3 separate regions of the Homo sapiens genome follow, and regions 2 and 3 are each linked to region 1. The links are chromatin loops, found by intact Hi-C in ENCODE. Cell type or tissue: heart left ventricle. All regions are shown on one strand. Links, peaks and the distances in the headings refer to the core of each region. The heading gives the core; the rest is flanking DNA.

Region 1 (11,209 bases), core at 3,364-8,363:
AGCACATCAGGGTGTATAACTGCAGGTGGCAGCTGGTCTGGAGCAGCCAGACACAGAAGAAGATATGAGGGCAGAGAAAAGATAGTCATTTACTTCCATCACCTGCCCCTTTTCTGAAAAGAAAAGGGAAATCTAGCCGATTTAATATATAGGGTACATGGTATGATCAATACCTTACTTATTTTTAGGTCTCAATCTTCCCACTTTCAAAGGGCATTTAAATTCAGTTTGTTGGAATGATGTAGGCAAAGCTATGCATAATGATGACTTGGTTTCTCATCCATTTGCCTCATGCAATACCCTAGAACTACCCTTACACCAAAGCTAGAAGTAAAGAATGAAAGAATCAACAGCCACTGTCCCGCTCTCCAAAATCATAAGATCCCATGTGCACCATAACAACATATGAAATAATGGCTCTGAGCACCAAATGAATGAATATTTAGTAAATTTTAAAATATTTAATAAAATATTCATATTATTTACCAAAAGATCCTCTAGACTACTTTAGATGGGGGGAAAAAGCAATATGTCTTACTTTTAAGCCTTAGTCTAAAGCTTAAATCCTAAATAGGATTTTGAATCTCATTTTGAATAATTCAAAGTCTTTGGGAAAAATCAATAATGCCAATATACCAGTGTAATACTTAAAGAAACTTTCTCCCAAAGTAGTATATATTTCTTTCTTTCTTTCTTTCTTTCTTTCTTTCTTTCTTTCTTTCTTTCTTTTTTTTTTTTTTTTTTGATACAGAGTCTCGTTGTGTCGCCCAGGCTGGAGTGCAATGACACGATCTCAACTCACTGCAACTTCCACCTTCCCAGTTCAAGTAATTCTCCTGCCTCAGCTTCCTGAGCAGCTGGGATTACAGGCGCCCGCCACCACACCTGGCTAATTTTTGTATTTTTAGTAGAAACAGGGTTTTGCTGTGTTGGCCAGGCTGGTCTCGAACTCCTGACCTCAGGTGATCTGCCCGCTTTTGGCCTCCCAAAGTGCTTGGGATTACAGGCATGAGCCACTGCCCCCAGCCCTCACAAAGTAATATATTAAAATCAATTTAGTTAACTTCTAGAAAGGGAATCTACTATATTTTTAATCTCTCTATACTAAATATATTACATGACTCAAATACAACTACAGATTAAATTTATGTCTTACACCATTGCCACTGTTCGCACTAAATTTAGGACCTTTAGAACATTATACATACACAGACATCATAAAGAACATATATTTTCTCTCCCTTGTGCATGGCATTTCCAGTTACAGAATATTAGATTACAAGCCCAAAATTGGGATCATGTTCAAAATAAAGAGACTATTCAACTACCCAATTTGTCAGGTATAAGCATATTCTGGTTGTCAATGTTAGGAGAGGGAATTTTCAAATTTTTTAAATTAAATTAAATTAACAAACAAAAAAGTCTTCAACTTAAAATAAAGGTAAATTAAAATAACAATAAGAAACATTTTATTAGTAAAAAATGGTTATTGATGATGGGTTGTTTTAGCCTTTCAGCAGCTATGTTATGGTGTCAACACCTCACTTTCTCTTTGAGGACTTGCCTCTTCTGTATTTGAGTGATCCTGGTGGGGATGATAATCACAGTTGTTCTATTCCCCGTCCCTTCTTGGATGAACACATCCAAGAATGGGTGAAACAGGCCTGGTCAATCAGAGTCCTTCCCAAGGACTGATATGATCAAAACTGTAAAGTTCTTTCTTTCTCCTGACATTCAACCAACATGGTCAATTTCTCCAGTTGCGTGGAAGAAGTCCATTTTTTTGTAGGAGAGAAGAGATCAACACACAGAGGAAAGCAAAGGAGATATGTGAAAGGGAGAGAGAGGAAAAAGGGAAAGGGAGAAAGAGGTCAGACCTAAAAGTGTTACTGATGCTACTTCGTGAAGCCTGAATTCAACCCCTCTACCTCCCCCAGTACATGGACCAGTGAATTCCCTTTTTTCTTTAAACCAGCTTAGGTTTTTTGTTATTTGCAATCAAGAGTACCAACTCAGTGCCCCATCCCCACTAATTGTAGTGACAATATTCATTATTGTGGAGAATAACTATGCATATATGTTACTATTAGGTTTTCCTTTGATTTCATGCAGCAGAAATATGACTACAGTTGCTTAACCAAACACATATTAATTTATTCATGTAACAAGAATTCCAGAGAAAGGAGACCAGAGCTGGTGCAGATGTTCAAGAAAGTCACAAGCTCCTTCTGGCTTCCTTTTCCACCACTTTAACTTGTAGCTTTCATCCTCAAAGTTGCAAGAAGGCTGCTCTACCTGCAGTCAGAAAGAAGAGCGGAAAAGAGGAAAAAGTGTGTGCCAGCAGAGCATGTTCCTTTTATGTAATAAAACAAAAGTGTGTCTCATAGCGGAACCCTGTAACCATCATAGACCACATCTCGGTCATATGGACGTACCTAGATGCAAGGGAGTCTGAGGAAATGAGGCTTTTATAACAAGTCACATTCCCACTTAAAAAAAAAAAAGTCTTTGATTAATGAAGGTGAGAATGAATACTAGGTAGGCAAATGTATGGTCAAAGTCAATGGCCTTACAAATTGGTATAATATTTGTGAAAAACAATTTAGACTTACTATATAGACTTCATACCTGGTGATTTAATAATACCAGTTCTAGGAATTTGTTCTTAAATAATTCAAACTGTGAGAAGACTGTAATAAAGATATTTATATTGATGATCTTAAAAACAGAAAAAATCGGCTGGGCGTGGTGGCTCATGCCTGTAATCCCAGCACTTTGGGAGGCAGAGGTGGGTGTATCACCTGAGATACGGAGTTCGAGACCAGCCTGGCCAATATGGTGGAACCCCATCTCTACTGAAAATACGAAAATTAGCTGGGCGTGGTGGTGGGCGCCTGTAATCCCAGCTACTTGGGAATTGAGGCAGAAGAATCACTTGAACGTGGGAGGCAGAGGTTGCAGTGAGCCGAGTTCGCACCATTGCATTCCAGCCTGGGTGAAAAGGGTGAAACTCTGTCTCAAAAAAAAAAAAGAAAAAAAGAAAAAGAAAAAATCTGCATAATCTAAATATCCAAAAATAAGGAAATGATTATAAAAATTATATGTTTGCAGACTATGTATTGTACAGCCATTAAAAATTATAATTCTTAAGATTATGAAACAAATGGGGAAATGTTTATGATATAATGTTTGGGTTGGTTGGTTGGTTGGTTGTTGTTGTTGTTGTTTTTTGGAACAGAGTCTCGCTCTGTCACCCAGGCTGGACAGGCTGGAGTGCAGTGGCATGATCTTGGCTCACTGTGAACTCCATCTCCTGGGCTCAAGCTATCCCTTCCACCTCAGCCTCCCAAAGTGTTATGATTACAGGCATGAGCCACTGTATCTGACCTGTGATATCATGTTAAAGAAAAGAATTGACAGCATGATTTTTCATAAACTAATATTTTATATACATCAAATACCACAAAGGGAAAAGTTACTGAAAGAAAATACACTAGATGCTAACAGTGGTTGTATTAGGCTGTTGGGGTTATAATTTATTTTTCCACTTTCCTCCAAGTTACAGTTTTAATTGTTTTCTTTAATAATAAATTAATAAAGTAAACATTGATTTTAAATAAATTAGTTTTATCAGTATATATTCATTGAAGTAGTTCTGGGATTTATTCACTATAGATTTATGCTACTCTAGTATTTTTTCCATTGTTTAGCAGAGCACTGGGATTAAAATGACACCTAATAAATATTTGTTGGTAGATTATTAGATGCTTTCTTTTAAACAGTATTAAGAAACAGCAGCAATAGGATGCATGAATGGATAGATAAATGGATCGATTGGTAGATCAATAGATAGATTTATTACAGGGAATTCACCCAAGTGATTATGGAGGCTGGCAAATTTAAAATCTGCAAAGCTGATGTCTCAGTTTAAGTCCAAACAGGAGCACGTTGCTGGAGAACCAGGAAAAGCCCATGTCCTAGTTCAAAGGTCTCAAGCAGGAGAATTCTCTTTTACTTGGAGGAGGGTCCGTTTTTTTTGGTCTATTCAGGCTTTCAACTGAATAGGCCCACCCACATTATGGAAGGCAATCTGCTTTACTTAGTCTATAGATTTAAATGTCAATCTTGGGTCGGGCACCATGGCTCATGCCTGTAATCCCAGCATTTTGGGAGGCCCAGGTGGGTGGATCACTTCAGGCCAGGAATTCAAGACCAGCCTGGCCAACATGGTGAAACCTCCTCTCGACTAAAAACACAAAAATTAGCCAGGCATGGTGGTACACGCCTGTAATCCCAGCTACTTGGGAGCCTGAGGCAGGAGAATCGCTTGAACCCAGGAGGCAGAGGTTGCAGTGAGCTGAGATCACGCCGCTGCACTCCAGCCTCAGCAAAAGAGCGAGACTCTGTCTCAAAAAAAATAAAATAAATAAATAAATAAATGTTGATCTTGGGCCAGGTTCAGTGGCTCATACCTGTAATCCCAGCACTTTGGGAGGCTAAGGCGGGTGGATCACTTGAGCTCAGGAGTTTGAGACCAGCCTCGGCAACATGGCAAAAACCCGTCTCTACAAAAAATACCAAAATTAGCCAGTTGTGGTGGTGCAAGCCTGTAGTCCCAGCTACTCTGGGGGCTACGCAGAAGGATGGCTTGAACCCGGGATGTAGAGGCTGGAGTGAGCCGTGATGGCGCCTCTGCACTCCAACCTGGGCGACAGAATGGGACTCTGTCTCTAAATAAATGTGTGTGTGTATGTTAATCTTATCCAAAAACTTTCCATAGAAATAGCCCAAAAAAAATTTGACCAAATATCTGGGTACCCTGTGGCCCAGACACATAAAATTAACCATCACAAACAGTCACAGGTGAAACTAAATTTATGTCACATGTTGGATTAGATTTAAATCTTTTTAAATCACCAGGTCTTTCCTCTGTTTAATGCCGGTGTGAAGTTTATACATCTTTGCATTTTACCTCCATGCCTTTGCTCACTGTGCTCCCTGAACTTGAAATGTTTTTCCTGTAATTGCCACATTTCTATATCCTTAATATCTTTAAACCCTGCTCAAATGCAACATTCTTCACAAAACCTTCTCTGATTCCTACAGTCTTCATACCTCCTACCCCGACCTCCTATAGACACATCAAAATAGAAGTAGGCCGGGCATGGTGGCTCATGCCTGTAATCCCAGCCCCGTGTGAAGCTGAGGCAGGACGATTGCTTGAGCGCAGGAGATCAAGACTAGCCCGAGCAACACAGCAAGACCTCATCTCTACAAAAAAAAATTTTTTTAATTAGCCAAGCATTGTGGCACACACCTGTAGTCCTAGCTACTTTGAAGGCTGAGGTAAGAGGATTGCTTGAGACCAGGAGTTCCAGGTTGCAGTGCACTGTGATCACACCACTGCACTCCAGCCTGGGCGACAGAGCAAAGCCCTGTTTCTGAAAGAGAAGAGAAGAGAAGAGAAGAGAAGAGAAGAGAAGAGAAGAGAAGAGAAGAGAAGAGAAGAGAAATAATTTTTTCCTTCTTAATACATAAAGTGCCTCTTCTCTAATGGTATGTCTCACATCTACCTTGTTTTATAGGTTTTTATGAATAGATTTTTTAGTCTACAAACTTCTTCAGGAAAATATATATGTCTAATCCAGTTTTGGGTCTCCTGAGTACCTAGCATTGAGTAGACTTTAAACATTTATTTGTGGAATTAACATATTTTATACATTTTTCTCATAACTAACAGAGTCAGCAATTTCTTGAATAAAAAATAGTTCAAAAACATTTTCTAACTAAGCAACAGAGTTCAAAGTACTCACATATTGAGTAGTTTAAGATAAATACACCTTTAGCTGGTTAGAATTTTCAGTCACTTTTTAACAAATATGTTCTATATGTTTAACCGTAATTTTGTTTTTTAAGATGGTGTCTCACTATGTGCCCAGGCTGGGCTTGAACTCCCAGCCTCAAGTGATCATCCCACCTAGGCCTCCCAAAGTACTGGGATTACAGGCATGAACCACTGTACCTGGCCCATAATTTTAAGTATTAATTGTCAAGTGCACTTAAGGCAAAGCATAGGGAAATTGTTTTGATTATGTTAATATTTTTCCTTTACTGCCACTTTTCCCATCTTTGAAGTCCAAGGCATTTAATCCTTTCATCATTCATTCTAATTAGACAGGTTTATTTTTCACACTTACTCTTTGGGCAAAGGCACAAGTTGAACAAAACTAATTTAGCTGGTCAACCATAGAACACCTTGTTCCTCACCCTTTGGAGAAGTTACATCACCTTTCTGTTACATTATTTCTGAAGGACCCCATAGAATCAACAGATCTCCAACAACCAAGAATATATGCTAGCACCTTCTGTGAATCCATATTTCACTACAATTAGTACATGTCACAGCTGGCATTTAAATAATCTTTCAAATGTATCAAAAATTTCAAAGCTTTTGTTGTTTCTCCCCCTAGTGGTCAATAATAATCATTAAAATGGAAAAACTATGTAAAGGTGATATTCAATGTGGGTGAAAGGTGGGGATGAACATTCAATTAGATTGTAAATAAATATGAATGTATTCAAACCTATGTCTCATAATCTGAGAAGTGATTTATTTGGGATAGAATTTCTTTAGACACCACACACAAATACTCTCTATACTTATTCTCTGAATAATACTTATATTTTATCCTAATAATTGTTTAAATACATGCTGCATAGTTAATTTCCTGTTTAGAAAAATGTGGTTTTCATTAGTCTTATGGGATCTGGAAAAAAAGAAAAATAAATAAAATATGATTTTCATACCAAATTACCTGAGACATTTTAGTAACGTGTATCACTAAATATTTTTAATTTTTAAAAAATGTTCACCTGAGGCCAGGCACAGCGGCTCACACCTGTAATCCCAGAACTTTGAAAGGCTGAGGCGGGTGGATCACTTGAGGTCAGGAGTTCAAGACCAGCCTGGCCAACATGGTGAAAACCCATCTCTACTAAAAATGCAAAAATTAGCCGGGTGTGGTGGCGGGTACCTGTAATCCCAGCTACTTGGGAAGCTGAGGCAGGAGAATTCCTTAACCCGGGAGGTGAGGGTTGCAGTGAGCTGAGATTGTGCCACTGCACTCCAGCCTAAGCAACATAGCGAAAGTCCGTTTCAAAAAAAACTAAAACAACAACAAAAAACATTTAAGTGTGTGTTGGGCATTTTCACATATCAGAACAATCAATCTGCTACCTTTTAAAAAAGGATTGCATATTATTCCAATGTGTGCATTACTTTTTTTTTTTGAGACAGTCTTGCTTTGTCACCCACGCTAGGTTGCAGTAGCGTGGTCTGGGCTCACTGCAACCTCCACCTCTGGGGCTCAAGTGATCCCCCCACCTCAGTCTCCCAAGTAGTTTGAACCACAGATGCACGCCACCACGGCGGCTAATTTTTGCATTTTTTGTAGAGATAAGGTCTCACCATGTTGCTGAGGCATGAGAATCACTTAAATCCAGGAGTTAGAGGTTACAATGAGCCAAGATCGAGCCACTGCACTGCAGCCTAGGTGACAGAGTGAGACCCTGTCTCAAAAAAAAAAAGGAAAAAAAATATGTTTCCTTCATAGGTGTGTGTCTTTATTTTTAAAATAAAGAAAAAAAAAAGTTTCCCTAATTGGACAATGCTTCCCCCCTCCACCCTCCATTTAATTTTCATTGGCTGTTTGCTCTTATGTAATGTTCCACTTTCAATTTTTATTTTCTTGCTCATAAAATATTATGGAAAACTTGTTTAATTAGAAATAAATTTCAGGCCGGGCACAGTGGCTCACGCCTGTAATCCCAGCACTTTAGGACGCCGAAGTGGGTGGATCACCTGAGGTCAGGAGTTCGAGCCAGCCTGGCCAACATGGCGAAACCCAGTTTTAAAACCAAAAGCCCCATATTCCAGGAACCCCTCAGCCCCAGATCCAGACAAACCAGGACAGCTAGTCATTCTAACTCCTCTCCTTATGGCTACTTTTTTTTTTTTTTTTTTTTTTTTTGAGACAGAGTCTCACTCTGTTGCCCAGGCTGCAGTGCAGTAGTGTAATCTCGGCTCACTGCAGCCTCAACCTCCCACCTCAGCCTCTCAAGTATCTGGGTCTAGAGGTGTGCACCACCAAGCCCAGGTAATTTTTTTTATCTTTTGTAGAGACAGGATTTTGCCTTGTCACCCAGGCTGCCTTACAGCTACTTCTTAGCAAGGTAGCATCACCTCCTTGACCTTTGAGGCAACGTGGGGCAGGGGACTCAAGGAAAACTTCGGTCTTTTCCAGAAATAACTCAGCTCTTTCCTGACCCACCTCTGACCTAGCTGCAGCCTGCCTCCAAGTATCCCAGGGCACACAAGAACACCACTGACCATGACCCAGCACTTGGGCTACAGCACATTCTGCTTCCTGACCCTGCTTTTCTGCTCCCCATCTATCATTGACAGTCTCACTCTCACTGAGAGGGCCACCAACTCCCACACAACTCTACTCCCTGGGACTCTGCTGCTATAGAAAGACTCCTTTTTTACCACATACGTCAGAGTTTTACAGACTTCGTTTTTAGAGCAAGATCGCATTCTTTACTAAGACTTAGCATGCAGAAAAGGAAATAAAAGAGTGGTTTTATCCTCACAAACAGGGTAAGGATAACAGGCAATTTCTTTTTCTTTTTCTTTTTTTTTTTTGAACTCTTATTTTGGTGTTGAGCAAGTAGGTAGATGTATTTAAAAATCAAACTAGTTAGGAGTAATATCGATTTAAGAATATCAAGAGTAAGAACAATGAAAACATATTCTTATATGATTTGTTACCTGTTGCCATTTTATCAGTGGCTAATGTTTGACCACAGGCTCTGAAAATTTAAATTTTAAAATCATGAGAATAAAATAAATATTATAAAATTTTTTTTAATTGTAGTATTTATTTTTTAAATCAGGTTATACTTACACCTGATAAAACATTCAAGCCGGGCGAGGTGGCTCATGCCTGTAACCCAAGCAATTTGGGAGGCCAGGGTGGGCAGATCACCTTAAGTCAGGAGTTCGAGACCAGCCTGACCAACGTGGTAAAACCCCATTTCTACTAAAAATACAAAAATTAGCCGGGCGTGGTGGCAGGCGCCTGTAATCCCAGCTACTCAGGAGGCTGAGGCAGGGGAATTGCTTGAACCCAGGAGGTGGAGGTTGCAGTGAGCCAAGATCACGCCATTGTACTCCAGCCTGGGCAACAAGAGCAAAACTCTGTCTCAAAAGAAAAAAAAGAAAAAAGAAAAAAATTCAAAACGGGTAGTCTGTCTTTCCAACCTTGTACCTCAGTCATCTTGTTCCCTACCCAGTAACAGGCAATTTCTTTAGGCACATTATAATAGTCACAAGTCAAGCTGACTATGAAAAAATGTTAAATCTTCCACAACGTTAACTATAAAAGTGTTAACTTGGAACCCTAGTTTAACAAATTTTGAATTTCTAAGGATATCAAGAGCATGTTTTTGAAAAGGGCTACACGTTTTTTTTCCATGAAAAGTAAAACGTAAGGGCTAGGCGACAAGCAACTTTGTCTGTTATAGAGGCTGAGCCGTATGATCCCAGCTCTGTGTGTTGCAGAGGCTGATTTCTCCTCCAGTAAACAACCTACTCATCAACCACTCAACATCAGCAGAAATAAAACCATCATCTTCCCCCCAAAACCATTGTTTCTCTTTCTCCATTGTTCTTTAAACAAACCACACCACTAACCAGATGCAAAAACCAAAAATTTAGGAGGCATCTTTGGCTCCTCCCTCTACGTCACTGCCATATGCCATCAGTCCTCCATGGAAATGTTTCTCAAACTCTGCCTTTGCTCTTTCCTCATGGCACACACCCTGATGGGGTAGCTATCATCTCTCACAAGACTCCTATGGGTCTGCATAATTGCCCCTCTCCAATTAATTCTCTATACTACTGCCACATGTATGGTGTTATGGCTGAATTATGTTTCCATAAAATTTGTATGTTAAAGCCCAGTATCTCAGAATATGACTGTATTTAGAGACAAGGCCTTTAAAGAGGTGACTAAGTTAAAATGAGATCATGGAGGGATCTCAATCCAATCTGAGCGGTGTCCTTCTAAGAAGAAATCCTTATAAGAAGAAGAAAGAGACGTGAGGGGCTCACACACACAGAGAAAAGACCATATAAAGAGGCAGTAAGAGGGAGGCCATCTGCAAGCTAAGGAGAGAGACCTCCAAAGAAACCAAGCCTGCAACATCTTGATATTGGACTTCCAGCCTCCAGAACTGTGGGAAAATAAATTTCTGTTGTTTAAGCCAACCAGTCCATGGCATTTTGGCAGCCCTAAAAAATTAATACATATGTTGTCTTCCCCCTTCCCATCACCCTTAAAATAAAATGCAAAGGAATTAATATGACTATAAAGCTCTAGATGATTTGGTCCTATGCACATCTCTTGCCTCATTCCTTTCCCTAGCTCTCTGCCCCTAGCTGTGCTGAACTTCTCCCAGTTCTCAAACATACCTGGGGCCTTCTCACAAGGTGCTTCCTTTGCTGGAAGTACCAGTCCCCCATCTTTGTTACCCACCTAAATTCAAGTCTCAGCTCAGAGTCACTTCCTTAAGAAAATCTCCCTGACTCCCTAGTCTAGGTCAATCTCCTCTTTGTTTCTATCACTAAACACAGTTGTCATTATTTGCCTCATACCTACTGGTTTTTCTATTAATTAAGAAGCTCCACAATAGCTGAATCACTACTGCCTGGTTTATTTTTCTATTTACAATGGCAGCACAGTATTTGGCACATAGCAGGACTTCAACAGCATTCATTGGCCATAAGACTGATGCTCTCTTTCTTTCACTATCTACAGCTACTTCTGTTGAGAAATTGAGACATCAATTGGCTTAGTTGGAGAAGCTCCTGGGACAGCATCATAAGATGCCTAATATGCAGCTATCCTTCCCCGCAGACTCTATTTTCACTGGCACCTATAGCTTCCCAGGAGATGTAGTAAAAAGGAAGAATGGCTAATAGACCTCAACATTCCTCTCTTACACCCTGTCCCATATGACCAGAGGGATCATGCAAGCTGAGCTCCGGAGATAGCCTGTATCACAGACTAGCTGAGAACACTTCTGTAAAATGGTATTCAGAGAGGGACTATGAACTAGCCTAGCAAACACTACAGTATTTTGAACT
Region 2 (11,209 bases), core at 3,866-8,865, 1.0 Mb before region 1:
CATCCCAGCACTTTGGGAGGCCAAAGCAGGAGGATCATTTGAGTCCAGGAGTTTGAGACCAGCCTGGGCAATATGGTGAGACTCCATCTCTACAAAAAATAAAACACTTGCTGGTCAGGGTGGTGTGCACCTGTAGTCCAGCTACTCTGGAAGCTGAGGTGGGAGGATTGCTTGAGCCCAGGAGTTCCAGGCTGCAGGAGCTCTGATTCACTACTGCGCTCTAGCCTGGGTGACAGAGCAAGACTCTGTCTCTAAGAAAAAAAAAATTAAGTACTTGACAGATAACATTCACTCACCAGTAGGTAGCTGAGCCAGAAGAACTTAGGTGCTGTGTAATCAAGTACGCAGACCTAATTGTTCATTTTTAAAGTTTTCATAGACATCTTTTAGAAAAGATTTCTAGAGGTCAAAAAAAAAGTACAGAACTAGAGTTTTTAAGAATAATGTAAAACTTCAAAGTACTATTGGCTTAGCAAATTGAGTACACTATTGGATAGCACTAGGCCAGCTGAAGTAAGGACTAAATTGCCTTTTTTTGTTCGAACTCCATGTGTATGAGTAAACATACATGTGTGTATTAAGTTGTTTATTCAAAAAAAATTTATTGAGAGTTTACTATGTATCAGAAATTGTATTAGGCCCTTGGGACTCACATACACATAACCCAGATTCTTCTCTTAAAGGGTTCAGAGCAACATAAAGCATGAGATGTATGATAATGCAGACTCATGGTTCTTGAACTTTTAATCTTGAGTCTCCTATTCAGAATTATTGAGATCCCCAGAAAGTTTTTGCTTCTTTGAGCTTTATCAATATTCATTTTAACAATTTAAAAATATGTATTAACTAAAAATAATAATATATATTAACATAAATATATGAACATTTTCAAAAACAGTGAAAAGAATGGCATTATTTTAGCTGTATTCAAATCTTATGAATGTCTGGCTTAATAGAAAATGGCTGGATTTCTATTTCTACTTCTGCATTTAATCTATTACAATATCACGTGTTATGGAGCTTCTGGAAAACTCTGCTATACACAGAATGAAAGTGAAAAAGGTAAATAACATTTAGTGTTGATATGAAAATAGCTTTGACCTTGTGGACTCCCTGAAAGGGTCTTGAGAGCCCCTACAGGTGCCGAGACCATACTGTGAGAACCTCTTGCTGTAGATCATCCCAAGTGCTCAGGAGCCATTGAAAAGACATGTAACTCACTCTTTGGGCATCAAGGGGGACTTCCTGGAGGAAATCACAGGAAATTGAGCCCTGACAGATAAGTGTAAGTGATTCAGAAAAAGAATAGAGGGGACTAAGAGGAGCAGAGAATGGCATTCCTAAAATGAAGCCCAAGAGAGAACAGCTTATTCTGAGAACTCTCAAGTAGCTGATCCTGGCTAACTAACACTCAAAAGACAAATACGAAACACTTAGAAATGAGGTTGCAGAGTCTGGCCAGGAGCTAGGCCACAGACAACATGCTCTGTAGTTTGTACTTTATCCTGAAGACAATGGAATGGTCATTAAAGTTTTGATGCAGAGTGTGAGAGAATCTGATTGGCTTCTTAGAAGACTCACTCTGGCTGCAGTGTGGAAAATGATTGCCAGTTGAAAGGCTGAGAGCAGAGAAGCCAGTTAAAAGGCTGCTATAGCACTCTGAAGAAGTTGATAAGGCTAAACTAAAGCAGCTCAGTGGACATGGGCAGAACCTGCTAGGTTATAGAGAGTACTCAAAGGTAGAATGGACAGGACTAATTGGATTTGATGGATGATGAGAAAGATGTTAGAATCTGGGATGACTGCCAACTTTCTATTTTGGTTGGAGGTACCATTCCCTGAAAGAGGAAATACAAAATTCAGAAGGAGAATTTTTTCCAGTTTTTCTTGAAGCATTACAAAAATAGTTTTGCAGGAAGATCATGAATATGATATTATGTATCATAAATTTGGTTTCTCAACTTAATCAGTTGAAGCATTTAATAAGACAGCTAGTTGTATAAGCCTGGAACTCTACAGCAAGATCTAGTAAGAGAAAGCAACATACAGGGTGTACTAAAGACCATGGGCACAGATGAGATAGCCTAGGAACAGTACGTAAAGGGAAGATCCACCTGTGTCATCTACATTATGAGGCCCAAGAATGCAATGCACTCAACTTTGTTCACTCTGTCCGTCATTCTGTTGTCTATCTCAATGATTCTGACACTGGCTGTGCCTCAAAATCAACTGTGAAACTCTTTAAACATAAACAGAATTCAGAGAAAAGGGATTTCCTCAAAGTCTCTCAAGGATAGAAAGATAAAGAGCCAACAGCTGCAGAGCACTGGAAACATTTAGTGTTGATCTTGGGAAAGAAAGTATTTGCTGCCACTTTGTGACAAGCTTGCAAGATCTGGTAATAACCAGGAGACAGGATGTTCTAACAGGAAGTACTGTGGCTTGGGAGAGACAGATTCTACTTGTAAAATGAGGGCATTGAGCTGAATGATTTTTCATGCCTTCTGACTGTTAACATCTGAGGTTCTTGCATATAGAGCTTCCTTCAAAGCCTGAGACATTCAGACAACTTGCCCCTCTTCCAATTAGGGAACTGATCTTTGGAGTCTTCCACATACCCTCCCAATGCCTTCTACTCCATTCACTATATCTATCCTTCAAGATCAAGCTCAAATGCTCCTCTCCCAACAAATCATCCCAATCTATTGCTGCCTTTCCAATACACTTTCTCAATCTTCGTATATTTAGCAATCAGGGGTTTGAGGGACAGTTCAAAACCTATTACAGGCCCTTCCTTTTTCATCCCTTAATATACTGTAATGAATCTACCTCTAGGTAAAGAGTTCTGTAAGAATTATTATTTATAAGCATATAATTATAAATATGTATTATAAATACAGTCGGCCCTCCATATCTGTGGGTTCTACATCCGTAAATTCAACAAAGCTTGGATTGAAAATATTTTCTTTAAAATGGATGGTGACATCTGTACTAAACATGTATAGACTTTTTCTTCTTGTCATTATTCTCTAAACAATACAGTATAACAACTATCTACATAGCATTTACATTATATTAGATATTACAAGTAACCTAGTGATAATTTAAAGCATACACAAGGTGTGTAGGTTATATGCAAATACTATACAATTTACATAAGGGACTTGAGCATCATTGATTTTGATATCCACAGGGGGTCTTGGAACGAATCCCCCACGGATACTGAGGAACGACTGTATGTATAAATACCAATTATAAATAAATAAGTATATATTATTCATAAGGTTGTTGTGTGACAAAATTATAAATTAGAATGTTGTTTGTATTTGTCTGAACACACATGCATAGCATAAATTTCCCTATATAAACTTCCTAAGATGTCAAAGAAGTACATTAACTAAAATTATTGGGCCACTTAGAGGAGAATTATCTCTAATACAATTCAAGAATCATCTGACAAGGCAGGAAGACAAGGCAGAGTCTTACAGAGAAGAGGGTGCAGGAACCTGGGGTGGCCATCACAGGTCCCACGAAGGGCGAAGAGCACCCTTAACCACTGTGGGTGAGAGTTGTATGGGAGGCTGAAGCTCCATGATAACCAAGGTGGCTGAAGGTGGAAGGAAAAAACAAGGTGGTGGCATTTGATGTCAAAAGACCAGTCATCTCTATACAAGGAGCTGCTAAGACCTGACCCTTCCCCCCCCACAGTACTAATAATGAGAACAACAATAACAACCACAAGAGCTAACATTTATTGAGTGTTTACTACATGCCAGGTACTATTCTGAGCTCTTTACACATTTTAAGACATTTAATCATGACTCTCTGTGGCAGATATGATTTTTAATTCTCCTTTGCAGGAGGAAACTGGAGCACGGAGAGGTCAAGTCACCTGCTTACAATAGCACAGGTATTGTAACACAGGTGATAAGCTGAGACATGGTTTACACAATATGGCTCCAGAGCCCACATTCATAGTCACCATGCTTCACAACCATCCAGCACCAAAGAATGCCCTCACCCATTAATATGCATTCCCCCAGAAATCTCTTACTATGAATGTATCTTTTCCTTTACTGTGGAGTTCCATCTACTAATTTTCTGAATATTCATCCTTTTGGTACCATGAGCAAGGTGGTTTTGGAAGTTCTTCCCAGCCATGTTTCCCTTGTATAAAAGTGTGTCTAGAAAGTGAAATGGGCACAGATATAATTCTTCATGGACCCTACATCCTATTAAGAAGACTCTGGTCAACAGTCTTCTTAACAGGAATAAATACAATGGCATGCACCAAACAATATAAAACTTTAGATGTAATAAGGATAGGATAAGGAAAATAGCTTTAATGAAACTTTGTGAGGTGAATGTGATTACTACACTACAGAATCCAGCCTGAAACTTTATTTATTTATCTATCTACCTATCTATTTATTTATTTATATGGAGTCTCGCTCTGTCACCTGGGCTGGAGTGCAGTGGTGCAATCTCGGCTCACTGCAAACTCCGCCTCCCAGGTTCAAGCAATTCTCCTGCCTCTGCCTCCTGAGTAGCTTGGACTACAGGCACCTGTCACCACACGCAGCTAATTTTTATATGTTTAGTAGAGACAGGGTTTCACCATGTTGGCCAGGCTGGTCTTGAACTCCTGACCTCAAGTGATCCACATGCCTCAGCTTCCCAAAGTGCTGAGATTACAGGTGTGAGCCACTGGGCCTGGCCTGAAACTTTACTTTAAAAGACTACCGATAGTCTTCTCTATGCTATAGAAAATAAATCAAAAGCAAAAGTATTTCTGTTAGCTCAACTTGTCAGTTTTATTTTGGGGCTCAGGTAGGAAGAAAAAAGAGTATTAGATCTCCAATTATGACTCCCTCCCCACCCACACACACATACGCCTTTCTCAAGCAAGTAGTACTAGTCTCTAGACAAATCCAAAAATATGAGTATCATCTATAAATGACACCTTTCCAGTTTTTCTTAAAGCATTAAAAAAAGAAAATACAACTTCCTTTATTCCTAGACAAAACATGAAGGTAAATAGTAAAGCCACTGGGCTTCCTAAAAAGCAATGCACTGAGCCTCATCAACCTGAGAATGGAAAGCGTATGAAGCAGATATTACAGGCAGCACCTTTCCTGGATAAAGTTGCTTAATCACCATGCAAAATTCAAGCCTATCATTCTTAGATAGAAAATTCTATAACCTCAGACAGGGCCTGACATCATGAGTGACCTTGAAACAGAACCCACACTCTTGAAATGATTTCCCCCCATATTGTCTGAACAGAGCACAAGCCTCAGTGCTGATGGGTAATTTTAAGGCATCACAATGACAAGTCTGCCAAGGCAAATGTTTTTAACTGCTTCACTTAGCTGACCTTATTTGCCATAAATTCAGGCTAATCCATATCTAATTCTTACTGGGTAACTCACTTGTTTACTGTCACCACTGGCCCTGGTCTCTTGGCATCTTATAAACTCTAGCCAGGCCCCAAATTCCTCAAGGATGTCTGGCTCTTGTCATATTACAGTGCTAGGAATGCAGCATGAATGGCTCATTCCTCCAGGCTCGTTAATGTCACAGCCTCACATTCACTTACCATTAGGATCTTCTAAGGGAAACTTGAGTTCACCCAAAGTTCCAAGGAACACAAAGTCAGCCATGTTGAAGTGATATACGCCAAGGAATATTGTACAAAGAAATGAGTGCTTCTCTTAGTTATTCCTCACAGTTAGTCTCTCATAAAATTTCAGAACAGAAAAGTATTTATAGGTCATTCAATTCTATTCCTTTATTAATATTTATTTTTTAAAACTGAGGCTTGCGAGGTTACATTTCCAAGGTCACGATGCTACTTAGGGGCAGAATTAAGGTTCTTACCCTAGTTATTTCTAATATATATGGTGCTAATTCCCTAGATTCATAGGAAAAGTCACAATAATAATAAAACTAATATTTATGTAGCCTTTAGATTTACAATGACCCCTTTGCTCTTTGTAGTTTCATACAATAATCTGAGCAAAGGCATGACAAACATAATTAACATCTCATTTTGAAGACTAGAAGACTTATACAGTAAGCTTTAAGTGACTTATTCAAGTTTTCATAATTAAAATGAGGGATTGTGAACTGAGCCCAATGTTTAAGTTCTATATCCTTGAGTAAATTACTAACTTCTGTCTCTTCTAATTTATAAAATGAAAATATAATGTAACAGTGTCTGCATCAAGGAAGAATTTTTTTCTTGAGAATTAAATGAAGTGATGTACTAAGTGAATAAACCCCTTAGCATTCTGCCCGACAGTTTGCAAGGGGACAAGAAATAACAAAGTTTTGTTTTGTATTTAAATTGTTATTTTTCTGAAACATCCTACCAGCAACACAAAATTATGACTTCGGGATTAAAGATAAAGAATAATTCACTAAAGTTCCAAGAATCATTTTAGTTGAATTTAAAAATGCAACGCTAAAAAAATAAATAAATAATAAAAACGCAATGTTGAGTTTATCCATCTTTTGAGTTTCATCACGATAGTAATATTTGCCATCAAATGCAGTTAGGCACTGTTATCATCTTAATACAAGATATTATTGCATCATAACCTTTCCATACGAAGAAAATTACAAAGAACTATTTTCACCTTGATGTTTAAAGCTGCAAACAAAAGGGCAGATCATCTTCCGTATATATTGCAGAGGCCAACAGCCATATGCAGTGACTGGATACAGCCTCACGGTGGTGCTAAATCATCACTGATAACAACTCAAGACCCATTGAAAGCTCTACAGAAACCAAACTGAGGCAGGACTGAAACATTCCTAATGTTAAACAGCAAGGAATTTGCTTTGGATCCCTACGGTTCTTCTGGACCAACCTTGCGCAATGATCCTGACATGTCTCAACAAATCCATTAGCAATGTTAATATACAGTTTTTGTCCTGGCATTGCAACAAATAAAATATACACAAAAGATTTTTATTATCCTTAAAAAGAATTGTGCAGCCTTACCTTTTAAAATGTTATGTTGACTTAGAATTCCCAAACTGGATTTGGGCCCCATTCATCTACTGTGTATCTTAAGTTTATGTATGCCTTGGAGACATTTGTTAAATTCCTTATATCTCCCAGCCCCCAAATTTCAGCTTGAAATTTCAACTCTTTTTGACTCCTTTCCTCTTCTACTCTCCTATTTAAAACAGCCACAAAATTTTATCAATTTGCCCTTTATAATATCTCCCACCTATCTATTTCTTTCTTCAGTCAGCTTCCAGACCCACAGTTCAGACCCTTTTACCACATGTCTAGGCTATTTCAATAACCCTTAAGATTAGGCTTAGAGGAGATTGCACCACTGCCCTCCAGCCTGGCAACAGAGCAAGACTCTGCCTTAAAAAAAAAAAAAAAAAAAAAGATTAGGCTTAGAGGACTACCTCCCAACCGCAACTGTACATTACAATTGCTTGAAGAACTTAAAAAATACCCAACCCCAGGGATTCTGATTTAATTGGTCTGGGGTGGATAAAGAGGTTTTTTTATTTTTTTAAAGCTTCCCAGTGATTGTAATTTGCAGTCACAGTTGAAAATTACTGCTAGAGGTGTGCCCAGCATACCACAGTCAGATTAACCTTCTTAAACTACCAACTCTCTGGGCCAAACATTTTAAGTAGTTTCCCATCTTCGCAAAGATTGCGAATTAGTGACTTAAAGTCCAAACTATCCCAAAGATGTGTTTTTATTTGACCTATTTAAAAATTGTTCAGATCCAACATCTAAAAATTGGGAGATGTCACATAAAACCCAGATTTCTTCCTTCTTTTTAAAAATTCCAAAATCTTGGCACAAATGGCCCACATTCCCATGCAACTATCAGCTGGAGCTGAGTAGTGGCTGCCCTTAAGACATGTCACATATCTTCCAGGTGATTCAGTCCCATCACTCCCCATTTACAGCTGGCTTTATGATTCATTTATACTATCTTCCTGGCCTCTTAATTTTAGTTTGTAGCCCTGATCTAGAGAATAAAGTTCAAACTCAATGATACGTTCACTTACTCATTCCCTTAACTACTCATTTATTCATGCATTCAATAGTATTGATTTTGTGTCTATGCTATGCAAACACTTGGAATTCAAAGTCCCTCATATCTTGGCCCTATTCTTTCTAACTTCACATTCACCTTCCTCTAACAAAGTTATTTCTAACTAGTAGTTAGTTTACGAGACACCTTCCTCCCAATATTCATAGCTTAGAGGCTAATTTCCAAAACGCCTTTGAGGTCAGGTAATGCTATGTGACAAAGTGGGCCAGTGGGATGCGAGCAAAAGTGGCATGTGTAACTTCTAAGTCGTATCCATAAGAAGAAAGGTGGCTGCCCTCCATTTTCCCCTTCTTGTGAGCTGGAATGCAGACATGGTATTGGTGGTGAGCCATAGAAGAGCAAGAGGGAGAAGCAACCTGGACCTCAGGACGACCTCTATCTTCCCTCGACTGTCTGCCTCTAGGTAAAAGAGAAAGAGACTTCTATCTTATTGTATTTTGGGGTCTCTTTGTTTATAGTGGCTTAGCCTATACTCCAAAACACCAACGATTTCTCTTAACTATCACCCAAACATACCTTGAATATTCTTGCCCTCCACCCTGGCATATGCACAAGTTCCTGTCACTAACATTATGCCTCCTCATCTCTGCTATATAAATTCTACTCATCATTCAAGGCCCAGATCAAGTATTCCCTCTCCTGTGATGCTTCATCAAGCTACATTTGTATTATCTTCTTTTTTCTGTTCTCCCACTGCATGAATTTTCCCTTGGCACTTACCAAATATTGTCTTATGTAACAGACACAGAGCCTTGAATTATGTTGCCATATCTACCTCAAGTACTACATCCAGGACCTAAAACAAAATTTTAGATTGTGCATCATAAAAATTAAAAAGTATTCAGAGTTTCTACAGTATTAAACTTCTATACTTTTTGTTTAATAATTATGTGCACTGTCAACTCATGTTCAATCTGTGATCCTTTAGGATTCTTGAATCTTCTCATTTTAATTACAAAACTGAACCTACCCAATTCTTTAAGAATCTGGCTTTTTCCTTGGTATTTAACTAAATCCTAGTTTTCTTTATTCTTGTATCTAAACAATTCCTTGACTTTTTGGATACATATTTCAAAGATTCAGAAATGCACTGAAAAGATCAAGGGCTCCAGTTTGAATGGTAATGAAGAGACAACTCATAGTGTCATCATATTTGGAATCTGAAAGTCTCTAGGACAACACTAGAGGAAGAAAGTAGAAGATACTCTCAAGGAAGGAAAGTTAAAAAAAAATGGGTGACAGAGAGTGAAAACTAGATCCAGAAGAAAAGTAAAGAAAAGCAATGGGAAAGAAGATAAAAGGAAGAGAGAATACAGAGACAAGAGGAGGACTAGCAACTGTGAATGAAAAAGTTAGCATAAGGGAAAGGCACATGCAAAATGGAATGCCAGTGAAGAAAAGTGGAATTCCATAGCCTCAAGACGCTTCCTGATAAGGATACTCATAAGAGATCATTATCAACATCCAAGTAGTGTAGAGCACACTACCACTCCATCAACACTAGGAACACTGGTGCATGGTGGGTATAAAAGAAACATCAAAGGCAAGTAAGAATTGAATTTATAGCAGAATCGTGATTGCAAGTTACTCTGTGGGTGAATAAAAAAGGATACAGCTGTGTTTCAAATGGGACTTATTTGAATCTCAAATCCAGTAAATAATGGCTAGACAGGACTTTTTTTAAAAGAGTAGGCTATAATGGGCCATGCGGCGGCTCCTGTCCATAATCCCAGCACTTTAGGAGGCCAAGATGGAGGATGGCTTGAGCCAAGGAGTTCGACACCAGCCTGGGCACATGGTGAAATGTTGTCTCTACAAAAAATACTAAAATTAATATGAAAATTATCCAGGCATGATGGTGTGTACCTGTAGTCCCAGCTACTGGGTAGGCTGAGGTGGGAAGATCAACTAAGCTCCAGGAGGTGGAGACTTGACGTGAGCTATCATCACGCCACCACATTCCAGCCTGGATGACAGAGTGAGACCCTGTCTCAAAAAACAAAAACAAACCAACAAGAACAAAAAAAGGGCTCTCAAAAGTATTTTTTTTTTCCAAGACAAATTCCAGAAGATGACTTGGTCTTAGCCTTGTAGCTGTGTCTTATCCTAAAAGAAAGCCAAGAGTGAGACCCTTAAAATATGGGTGGGAACTACATTGAAATTTAAAAAAAAAAGAGAGAGAGAGAACTCAAAGACCTAAACATAAGACCCAAAATGATAAACCTCCTGGAAGAAAACACTGAGGAAAAACTTCATGATGTTGGGCTTGGCAGTGAATTCTCGGTTATGGCACCAAAACCACAGGCAACAAAAGCAAAGATAGATAAATGAAACTACATCAAACTTAAAAACTTGATGCATCAAAGGACACCACCAACAGAGTAAATAGGCTACAGAATGGGAGAAAATAATTTGCAAATCATACATATAATAAGGTGTTAATAGTCAGAATGGGCTAGGTGCGGGGGCTTATGCCTGCAATCCCAGCACTTTGGGAGGTTGAGGCAGGTGGATTGCTTGAGCCCAGGAGTTTGAGACCAGCCTGGGCAACAGAGTAAAACCCTGCCTCTACAAAAAATGCAAAAATTAGCCAGGTGTGGTGGCGCATGCCTGTAGTCCCAGCTACTCAGGAGACTGAGGCAGGTGGATCGATTGAGCCTGGGAGGTCAAGGCCACAGTGAGCTGTGATCATGCCACTGCACTCCAGGCTAGGTGACAGAGCAAGACCCTGTCTCAATTAAAAAAACAAAAAAAGAATATATAACGAACTCCTACAACTGAACAACAAAACTCAAATAACGCTATTAAAATATGGGTAATGGATGTGACATTTCTCCAAAGATGATATACAAATAGCCAACAAGTATATGGAAAGATGCTGAACATCATTATTCATCAGAGAAGTGGAAATCAAAACCACAATGATCTATCACCTTACACCCACTACAATGGCTACTATTTTTGTTTAAAAAAACCTAGAAAGTAACAAGTATTGGCAAGGATGTGGGGAAACTGGAACTCTGTACTCTGTTGGTGGGATTGTAAAATGGTGTAACTACTTTGAAAAATAGCATGGAGATTCCTCAAAAAATATACATGATCCTCAAAAA
Region 3 (11,209 bases), core at 2,076-7,075, 740 kb before region 1:
CAAAGTTCTGATGCAAAAGCTAACAACCCCACAGTGTTTCATTTTTGTTGAAAAAAAAAATTCTACAGTTTATTACCTTTCCTTGAAAATAATATATACAAGGTCTTAAATATTTACCAGATGATGCAGATCTGCCAGGGTTTTCAGCCAAGTTTCAAAGTTTTATGAAGTCACTTCTTGGACATATTTCTAACAATCTGGCCCATGAAAATTAACCGGGGAAGATATTTCCACCTTCTTCACATGGCCTTGAGCTCACAGTCTCTGTGTGTGCCCATAAGAAACCCACACCCTATAATCATAAATGTCCTAGCTCATTCAAAAGCAATTGTTACTACTGATAAATAAATACACACAAACAAAAGTTTATTCTTTGGGAACATTCATTTCCAGTGAAGACACCATGTGTTCTGGCTTCAGTACAAACTCATTTTCCCAGCCTCTACCTACTTAGATCTCAACTATCTGTTCTCTTTAAATATCTTCTCAAAAATAAATCTCAGTTCAGGTTTTCTACACTAGCAATTTTCAATTTAGACTCCATAAAGCCAAACACAAAACCTGTCTCAATCAGAGTAGATCCACATTTTTTCTTTAAACTTTACAATTTATTTAAATTGAGGCTGTAAAACATTTTTTAAAAATAATATTCTTCTGTAATTATATCCCTTAATACAGAAGTCTGTTTCATTACTTCAGTTGATAAAATTATTTAAATTAATCATAGATATTAAAATGTCTTATTCCCATTTAAAAATCTTTCAAAATTATTGTGTGCCTCTGAGAAATTTCAAATAACAGGGAGGCTGAGCCTCCACATCCTCTCCCAGTTGCCTTGAGGGTCTGGCTGCCAAAAATCTAAGTCTTGCCCATGGGAGTCCCACATACACATCCATCCAGGAAGGTCACATTCCATCCAGAACTCCAGAGGAACAAAATGATCCAAAGGGGTGCAAAATCAGGCCAACCATTTACTCTAGACCAAAATTTATCTATAAAACAGTGACCCAGTTAGTGAAGAAACATTATCCTCATTCCACCACACTATTATTTTTGTGTTTCTATGTGGGTCACAGCACAGAAAAATCCATGGAGAATTTGACAGGGAAAATAAGGAAGTTACAACTGAGGATTGTTGACCCCACTTTTCTGCCTAAGTTGTCAAATAAAGGGAAAGGTAAGACTGACCACAGGGAGTAGCAAACTGCATTTGGCCAGACTTTGGTATTTTACAGATAGGAAAATATATTAAAAGAATTAGGGAACTGATTTACATTTGCTTTTTCTTTTGCCAAGCAAATATACGTTTACAGTGATAACCCTCATCTCTCAGAATCATTCTGTAAAAATGCATTTTAACACTAAAAAGGAGGGAGACTATAATCTCAGGAAAAAAAGGCCATTCTTTTCCTGAATAGGTCAGTTGGCCCTCTTATAGATGTCACAACAAAGGTGGCCACCCTGCCCCCTACTTTGGATTTAATGTTTTGTTTTGTTTCCACTTTGAACCAGTTTAAAGTATTTCAAGGCGATCCCAGTCAACATACTGGATACTCAGAGGAATGAGGCCAGCGCATGATGTGAGCGGGGCTCACAGAGCAGCCTGGGCCTGAGCAGGGCTCACAGAGCAGCCTGGGCCTGAGCGGGGCTCACAGAGCAGCCTGGGCCTGAGCGGGGCTCACAGAGTAGCCTGGGCCTGAGGTGGCTGGCCGTGAGCTCAGCAGGCTGAAGGGGAAATCCCTGTGGGATAACTCTAGTTGCCAATTAGGGAGATCCAACAGAAAACCAAGCACACCACAGCATTTTGTGAGTTTTCCTGTACTCTGCCCAGTCCTAGAAGAGGGCTGAAGGAGCCAGATTACACACCCTCCCCTGCTTTGCCAGCCAGCTTCCCAAGCGTGGTGATCCTTCTCCAGCAGGTGGCAGAACACACACATAGAAAATTACAAAGCTACCCAAGGTTTCTGTCTTTCGGTTGGTCCATTGTGTTACTTCTTTAAAAGTTAGCCATGTATAGTAAGAAATTTTGCAAACAAAAAACCTACTCATATTCCATCCTGGAATCCTGTTTACACAGGTACTTTGGTCTTCACAGGGAGGCTGAAACCTGCAAAGAGGAGGACCACAAAATAAAGAAAATCCTGGCCAATAAACTATGAATACCAGAACCCACATCTTCCAGCTGTTAAAGAACCCAGCAAATAACTCCTGCATTTCACTTTGTCGCCCACACTGGAGTGCAGTGGCATGATCGCAGCTCACTGCAGCCTCAACCTCCCGGACTCAAGAGATCCTCCCACCTCAGCCTCCTGTGTAGCTGGGACTACAAGTGTGTGCCACCACTCTCGACTAATTTTGTATAATTTTTGTAGTGATGAGGTCTCACTATGTTGCCTAGGCTGGTCTCAAATTCCTGGTCTCAAACAATCCTCCTGTCTCAGCCTCTCAAAGTGCTGGCATTACAGGCTTGAGCCACCGCACCCGGCCTCCTGCATTTCTAAAATTTCTAAACCCAATGAAAACTTTCACTAATCTTCATCACATGCACCTATAAGGGTGTAGTTACAAATTGTCTTTTCTAAAGAAACCCATGGATTTTACATTGCCTCTTTCCAAGGAGAAAAGTCATACAGTATCCAAAGTTACACAACGGGTCAGGAGAACAGCCCAGAATACCTGTCAGTGTCTCTCGATTGAAGTGTTTATTCACAGAAGCAAAGTCATGTTTAAAGCTGAAAAAGTATTTCCTAAAATATACTCTAGTTGAATATTTCAGGTACAATAGTAAGTAGGTCACTTGCTCTCTAGGATTCAAAGAATATGGGCCTGCATTACTCTGTTTCTGCCCTGAACAGGAAAGTTAAAAGGAAACACTGCACAACAAGAAAATCCACAGCACACAGCTATTTAAGCAGCTGTGGCTTGGGGGTCAGGTCTATCACTGAAAGCTTTATAGATAATCTTCAAAACTAATTTGACCCACAAAAGTAAAACCAACTGGGCTTTCCCAAAAAATCTGCAAAAACCATATTCATAGTATCACCCTCCCTTCCAGATAATTTATAGTCAGAAATTGAACCCAAGAATAAATGCCCTAGAAATATTTTTTTAAATAGCCTAAATTTGACTGTCAAATCATGTTCCTTCTCCATGTTTTTTTTCAGTGTCTAATCTGGTCCTACTCCTACCCCCAAATAATTTTCCAGGGGTCCCAGGGGTGCCCCATGCTCTACACACCTTCTTTTTTTTTTTTTTTTTTTGAGATGGAGTTTCGCTCTTGTTACCCAGGCTGGAGTGCGATGGCACAATCTTGGCTCACTGCAACTTCCGCCTCCCGAGTTCAAGCAATTCCCCTGTCTCAGCCTCCCAAGTAGCTGGGATTACAAGCATGCACCACCACGCCCGGCTAATTTTGTGTTTGTAGTAGAGACGGGGTTTCTCCATGTTGGTCAGGCTGGTCTCAAACTCCTGACCCCAGATGATCCGCCTGCCTCGGCCTCCCAAAGTGCTGGGATTACAGGTGTGAGCCACCGCACCCGGTCCTACATCTTCTTGGATGCTATCTGCCACACAAAATAGAATAAGAGCTAGAAGGGACCTGACAGGAATACAGCTACTTCTATAGATAAGGAAAACTTGGTCCTGAAACAAACTCACCAAGGCTACAGCTTGCTAGTCCCAATATTGTAATTCCACCCCCCAGTGTCCCATCCCTCTAGGTCTCATCAGGTCATTCATTTTCACTAGAAGTAAGTGTAGGTCAAAGCAACTGGATTCATTACTACTCCTCTCAGAAAACAACTAACAAGGGGTTTTGGTTGAGAAATTTCAGAAAAAAACTGGTTGGTTGGTGGGGAACAATTTTGAACGATGGGTACTTTCCATGTCCTCAAATCACATTCTGCCTGTAAATAAATCACACTTCAAAAATACAAACATAAGAACTGATCTGTAGTGACCCGCTTATTGGCAACTGTAAAGAATGTAAGCTGCATGAGGAGAGAAACTCTGTTTTATTCACATCTGTATTTCCAGTATGTAGAATAGAAGCTGGCACTGAATAGCAGCTCAACAGCAAATATTCGTTAAATGAACAAAATGAAGAAAGCATCCCTCTTTTCTTCTCTCTATAGTCCATCCCCACCCCCATTTTGTTCTCTTAAGGTCTAGTTTCCTTAATCAAAACTATGTTCTGAGGTAAATATCTACCTGTCATTTATACTTTCGTAGCCTTTAAGTCACTGCTTGGAGTGTTTGGAATTTCAGTTTCACATCTAACAAAAGGCTTTGAACCCCCATCGCAGGTCTCCAGTCTCAGCCAACAATGGAAGGCCTTTGTGGCCAGGCCTTTCTGCACATATGGCCAAGATTTGGATTCTTTGGAAGAATAGCAAACTATTCATTGGAACAGCTCCCTTCCCCAGTGACCTCTTGATTCCCTCCTGTGGCTCTCCTTAGCCTTCATATCCTTGTAAAGTAATCTAAAACCCTATCTTCCTGCTGTCTTTATCTTCCTTTCTCAGCTGTCAAAACCTGGAAGACATGCTGCTGTTGCATATTTAGCCTCAACTATATTGTTTAATAAATGCCAAGTTGCCAGTTTCTCACACTCCACTCTATGAAGCCAGAACACCTCACCTTACTGAGTTAACCAGGAACCCATGCTCACCCTATAATACACTAGGGGGTGCTGTTGCTATATCCAGACCCAGTTGCTGTAGCCCGACTGGAAACAGGAAAAGGAAACAAGGGAGCCTTCAGGGTCCTGAGAGACATTTCTAGATGGGCCACTCTCTGCACAAGCCCTCAGCACAGTTCCTCAGAAGCAAAGAACATTATACCTTACCAAGCCACACAATTCCAGAATGAAGTTCACAAATGGTACAAAAAGAAGGGAGGGCTGAAGATCTCCAAGCGAAAGGCTTTATTGTAAGACTCATTAACATACATGGGCCTACACAATCATATTTATGCCAGCTGCTAGATGTGAATAATTAATGCTCACCCTGCTACCAGTTAAAACTCTGTTTAGACAATCAAGTGGCAAATACTGTCAGGCAGAATCGGATACAACAAATGCAATCATAACAGGCGAGAAATACTTGAGTTTATCACTGATTTTCACAATCATCTTTCCTTGTATGTGATATCTAAGACTTTGGGAATGAAAGTTTTATATACAAACAAATGAGTATCCACCTCTCTCAGCCCGCGGCTTGGCTGCTGCACAAAGCTTCCAAGCTGCCAGGGAAGCCTCCTTGGCCTCACTTAACTCTTTGCTGAAATGACTGGTAGACCCCATATGACAGAGAAAGCTCTCACATACATCAAAAAGGCTTTTGGCCTTTCAAATTTCTGAATAAGTCATCATGAAAAAAGAAATATTTTGTTGGGTTTGTGGATTTTTTTAAGATAAGTTTTAAAATGTGCATTTTAAAAAAATTATCTGAACGAGACCCTCACCTAACAGTGTGAACGTTAAACATTCCCACACAGAGAAGAATGGATCTCCACCAAGGGAAATATGTCTGGTATTAATCCAAGAAGAAACAATCTAGCTCACCCTCCCTGCCCCACAAGCTAGGGTTTCATACCCTTTGTGGTATGATTTGCAGTACTCCTCACAAAATGCTAGTAAGAACTCATTAATGCTAACAATTGAATTGGAACTATCTTTGGCTCCAAAAGCAACCCAGCCAAGCTAGAAACTTGAAGGATCCCAAAGTAAATCAAGAGGAACTAAGACAAAGGTGCCATTCTAGGGCCAATCTTCACAGAATGGTTTCCCTTTTGCCCTGAATCCCATCCCTAAAAGAGACCGAATCCCAGCTGTAGCTGCATCATACTTTCAAATGAAATGCAAGGCATTTCTGAGCCCAGGTTTTTCCACAACGACTAGATTGACATTTCCACATAAAGCTCTACAAACGAGGATTAATATGTCACACTTAATAAAGAGTCAAGGGAACTTATGGCTCTCAACATAATTTCTGCCTTCAGATACCCAAAAGATACACTCCATCAGCTACCAGGGCTGATTACTTCAGTTACATAACCCAGGCCCACACTAACCTAGAGAGCAGATTACAATGGGGGAGGTTGGTGGGTGTGCTGGAAGGTATCGTTTGAAAAAATCTTAACTCTGAAATAGCTACTCAGAAAAGTCCTTTAGGGGCACTCTGCTCAACTTCATTGGGAATCATTAAGGTTAACATAATCATATACCAAAGAGAGCACACAGATGGTTAACACCAATATATCCATGATCCAAGGTCCTGATAAATGGCAAGTAGTTATTTCCAGTCTTAGTGCTAGAGTATGTAGCTAGGCACACATGAGCAGGGCAGGAGAGGTCCCCCACCACCCCCAATGTCAGGCAATTGTTAAACTGTCTCTCTAAAATAATAAAATAATAAGGATTGGTCACAACCAGTGACAGGGAAAGGCAGTCTCCCAATAGATAAAAAACACCTGAAGCTGGTGATCATGAGCTGGGCAAGTGGGCTCAAGCATTTGCACTAAGAGGCAAATGGCAGAGTTTAACTGATATATGACCTTTCTCTAGGAACACTCAACTGGTAAGACCTCAAATGAGCACGTGCACAACTTCGGCACACACTGCATGTGGCCCCTCCCAAGTGCTGGCAGGCCATTTTGCATATGGACAGCTCACCCCAAGGAAAACTCAAGGGAGGACAGATGCACCCCAGAAGCATGCCACTGTATAAAACCCCAAGTCAAAGGTCACACAGGGCACCTGGATCTCTCAAGTTGCTCATTTGGCCCTCTTCCAAGTGTACTTTACTTCCTTTCGTTCCTGCCCAGAAACTTTTTAACAAATTTTCACTACTGCTCAAAAACTTGCCTCAGTCTCTCACTCTGCCCATGCTCCTTGGATGAATTCTTTCTTTTGAGGAGGCAAGAATCGAGTTAGTGCAGACCTGTATGGATTTGCCACTGCTAACATACTTTGGTGTGTGACTCAGATATGTTCCATAGTGGTAAGACACCTCTATGCCTCACCTTTGGCTGAAGGTGTTCAACTCCCATACATGGTTTCCCTCTCCTCAGTTTCTCTCTCCTGCTTACTAAGCAACCCCCAGAACGAGTCCTCTCAGCCAAAGAGGCTCGGCTCCTCACTGAGCTGATCTCTCAGCTCACCCTGATGGGTGGCTCATGGGGGTGGGAAGGACCTTGGAGTCTGCACCAAGTAGACCTGAGACACTAAAGGCCTTCCTGAACAGGAGGCTTGCAAGAGTCATAGGGCTGAACCCTAAGACTGTGCAATGTCTGGGGTTTCCTCTGCTTTTTCAACGAAAACTGGCTCTTTTCCAAACGCCTGCACCACCTACTCTCCTGTTATCTCTGTGTATATTCTGAAATGGCCTTGTACACCTACAGGACTGTCCGCCTTAGGGGCAAGTCTGTCTCTTCTCTGTTTTCACTTCACATGACACGACTTCCTTCTCTGCCTTAAACACACACTCCCTATTATTCGTGCAGCCATAGCTCTTGCTGTGCTTGCACAGCAGTGAAGAAATGGGCTCCCTTGCAGATGTCTGTTGGCTCACTGATGGGACACACACCAGTTGGAACCCCAGCTCTGACAGCTCCTTATGATTTGCCATACGCTTGTCATTCCTATTATGCTCCAGGGCCAAGTTTTTGGTGGCTTTTCAAGCAGTTCTGCATAGGATCTCACTCTGTGGCACTTTAAGGACTCCACCTACTTGCTTTTTTGGGGGTTAGCAACCCTTTGGAATGAGGGAAAATTCTTCCTTTGCCATCTGTGAGCCCTTATCCCAAACCCCAAGTCCTTCGGAGGTTCCTCCTTTATGTCAAGAAGGTACACAAATATTGCCCTCTCAAATTCAAGGGCTGCTGTTTTTGTGAGCATATGAGGCTTTCCGTGAGTATCCCCCTTGCTTCCTCCTGCTTCCTCCTGGAGCAGAGAGATTGTCCTACCTGTTTAAGCATTTGTTCTGCAGATTACCCTGGGAGGATGAAAAACCCCAAATACAAATTTTCTTCCATTTCTCTAATCACTTCCATGCTCTCAATATACATCAAGACCTTCAAGGTCATATTCAAAGAAAGGGGAATTCAGTCCCTTGTAGTAATTTGCTGAAAAACAGGCTTCTCATCTACTAAAAAACATGGGAAATGGGATTATAAGAAAAGAGATAATCATTTTGTGCTAGAATTCTCCAAGTGAGAGTCACTGTAAGGACATGGAGACAAGGATATAGGCCAGCTCAAGGTCATAGGTACAAGAGACAAAAGTACCCATAGGACAGAGATAAAGGCTGGTCCTAGGCTATAGGCACAGAACAAATTACCATTAGAACAGAGGTGAAGTCAAGGTTAGTAGTACCTGGTAAGAATAGTTCATTCCAGAACCCCAAAGATGAATAGGGGGTCCCTATTTACTCTGCTATCTCTTCTGTTCTCAAGTGGGTAATTGTGATGAGACAGGATCAAGGTTAAGGGTACCTGGTAAGACTGGTTCATTTCAGAACCCTAAGGATGAATGGGGGATGCCCTGTTCAGGAAAGGATGACAGGGAAATAAGAGGGTATGCCTTCTTTTTCCTTTTTGTCTCCTCTGTTCTCTCTTCACAGATGGATAATCATGTCTCCATACCACAGGACACACCCCTCAGAAGCATCCGCAAGAACAGGGAAAAGTTTGACCCCCAAACGCTAAAGGTTTGGATTTATATTTTTCTGTAACACAGAAAAGGTTAATATTTTTCTATAACACAGCCTGGGTTGAATACAAGCTCCAGGACTAGGAATCTTGGCTAGCGAATGGAAGCACACATTTTAGTACAATCTATCAACTAGATTTGTTTTGCCACTAACAGGGAAAAGGGACAAAAATCCCCTATGTACAGGCCTTCATGACTCTAGAAAATAACCCTGACCTTTGTTGGGCTTATAAAATGGATCCAGGGATGATAGCAGCCATAGTCAGGCAGCCCCCTCTGGTTGGTTTGGGAGACCTTTTATAAGGTTTACCCAGGGCTCAAGCCCCAGAAGAACCAAGGACAGAGCTTAGCACAAACCCCACTGCCCCTTCTACCCTATTATATCCAAGTCTCCCAGCCCTGGTGCTCTCCCCTCCCTACCCAGGGCCATCCTCTGGACCCCACCCTCTTAAGTATGCCCCCTTCAGGAGGTTAATGACCCTAGTGTACCCACCAGAGTCCAGACTGACTGCAAGACCTGAGCCAAATTAAAATGGAACTAGGGAAGTTTCTGGAGGACCCTGACAAATACATCAAAGGGTTCCTGTAAACTGGGCTTAACATTTGAACTCACCTGGAGGGACCTCTCAGTCATACTAGGGTAAACACTGTCTAAGGGAGAACACGACTACGTTATGGAGGCAGCCCAACAATTTGTAAACACAATGTACATGACTGACTCTGGTGGCTACTCTGTGGGGTCACCACAGTTCCCCAGGTCAACCCCAATTGGGAATACAATAACCAGTGGGGTATGTGGGCAAGGAACCACATGTTTCTCTGTCTGGTAGAAGATTGAAAACTAGCAGAGCAAAGCCTGTGAACTATACTAAATTTGCCTTAATAAATCAAGGCCCTCTTGAAAACCCCACCACTTTCCTAGAGAGGCTATAAGAGGCCCTAGTGAAACATACTAACCTAGACCTAGAGACACAAGTAGGGTAACTGGTCCTAAAGGGCCGTTTCCTAACTCAAGTTTCCTAACTCAAGATATTCAGAAGAAACTCCAAAAACTAGCACTAGGCCCCAACACCCCTACACCTGACATCCTTAAAATAGCTTCCTTGGTCTTTTACAACCAGGACCAGGAGGAAAAGGAAAGGGCTCAGCAAAATGAGAGGCAAAAGGAAAAGCTCTACTGGTTGTCCTACAAGTCTGCCAGCCCTTTCCAGGTTGCACTCAGAATACTCTCCCAGGTAACTGCCATCAGTGTGGGAAGCCAGGCCACTGGAAGGCAAACTGCCCCGATGGGACAAAGGGAAGAAGCCCTGCGCGGCTTGCCCCCTCTGCCACAAGCTCTGCCACTGGAAACAGAACTGCCCTGAGGGCTGAAGGGTCCCAGGGACAGAATCTCAACCCTGATGGCCTTGAGCTAAAGGGGCCCTATGCTCTGGTCTGCTCCCGGATTGAACATCACTATTGAAGGGACAGTGCCAAGGGCTGCTTTGGACGTGGCAGGTAGTACTATAAGTTTTCTTTTGGACATGGAAGTGGCCTGCTCGGTGCTTATCTCTTTTCCTTGGCAATTATCCTCCAAATCCTCCAAATCCGCCAGGTGATGGGGGTAAATGGAGTACCCATAACCCAGAGGTTTACTCTTCCTCCATGCTGCCTATGGGGGAAAACTGTCTTTGCTCATTCATTTTTAGTGTTGCCAGAATGTCCTCTGCCCCTTTTGGGTAGAGATATTTTGCGTAGACTCAGGGCTCAGTTAATCTTTCCTCCAGGGCCAACACTCCCTTTCCAAATGCGATCTTATGCCTCAAGGAAACCACACACAAGGATGAGCTGCCCACAGACCTTCCCAATAATCCAGAGGTCCAGGCCCCAGGAATACCAGGAAACACCATAATGGCAATGCCTGTAGCAATTCAGCTTAAAGATCCTTCTAGCTATCCTTGTAGAAGTCAGCTTCCTCTTTGGCAGGAGGCCAAAGAGGGACTTTGGCTGCTGATTGAAAAATTTCTAGAACATGAATTACTACTACCCTGTAATTCACCCTGTAACATGCCTATCTTACCTTTTAAAAAGAGCAATGGAGAATACAGGATGGTCCAGGGCCTGCAAATCAAAAAAGAGGCAGTAGTCTCTATATACCCAATAGTCCCCAACCCATATGTAATTCTAGCAGAAGTCCTTCAGATGCTCAGTGGTTTTCAGTCTTAGATCTCAAACTCACTTTCTTTTGTACCCTCTGAGACCCAACTTCCCAATTTCTATTTGCATTTGAGTGGGAAAATGAAAAAGGAAGGAGTCAACAGCTTACCTGGACAGTCCTTCTACAAGGCTTCAGAGATAGTCCCCATTTGTTTGGGCAAGTCTTAGCTAGAGATTTGCAGGACCTAATTCTTGAGGTGGGGAAGGCATCTCCTACAGCACATGGATGACCTATCAATCTGCTCCCCTACAAGAGTTAGGAATCCAACATCTAGTCCAGACACTAAATTTCCTCACAGACAG

The links. A loop is a pair of places that touch in the nucleus more often than their neighbours do. Peaks named below come from ENCODE experiments on the same cell type or tissue, not always from the same donor. Only the 100,000 strongest peaks of a DNase experiment are listed, where the experiment ranks them.
Region 2: it touches region 1 in a loop (5-fold over the local background); 11 of 110 quality-filtered maps call a loop at or near these places.
Region 3: a loop joins it to region 1, with 10 times the contacts of the local background. A loop is called at or near these places in 92 of 110 quality-filtered maps.

What each region holds. Positions count from the first base shown.
Region 1 is chr14:31,505,587-31,516,795 of GRCh38, reverse strand. All of the region lies in intron 1 of LOC105370438 (a long non-coding RNA gene), which reads right to left. Among named protein-coding and RNA genes, the nearest start is that of GPR33, 23 kb to the right of the region's middle. In heart left ventricle, for the core only: a CTCF peak has its summit at 6,472 (motif pointing left); no DNase peak of the experiment used is centred there.
Region 2 is chr14:32,555,986-32,567,194 of GRCh38, reverse strand. All of the region lies in intron 4 of AKAP6 (A-kinase anchoring protein 6), which reads right to left. Among named protein-coding and RNA genes, the nearest start is that of AKAP6, 230 kb to the right of the region's middle. In heart left ventricle, for the core only: CTCF peaks have their summits at 6,510 and 6,726; no DNase peak of the experiment used is centred there; H3K27ac peaks cover 1,887 bases.
Region 3 is chr14:32,245,749-32,256,957 of GRCh38, reverse strand. No RefSeq gene overlaps it. Among named protein-coding and RNA genes, the nearest start is that of RNU6-8, 48 kb to the right of the region's middle. In heart left ventricle, for the core only: CTCF peaks have their summits at 4,482 and 4,682 (motif pointing right); no DNase peak of the experiment used is centred there; H3K27ac peaks cover 413 bases.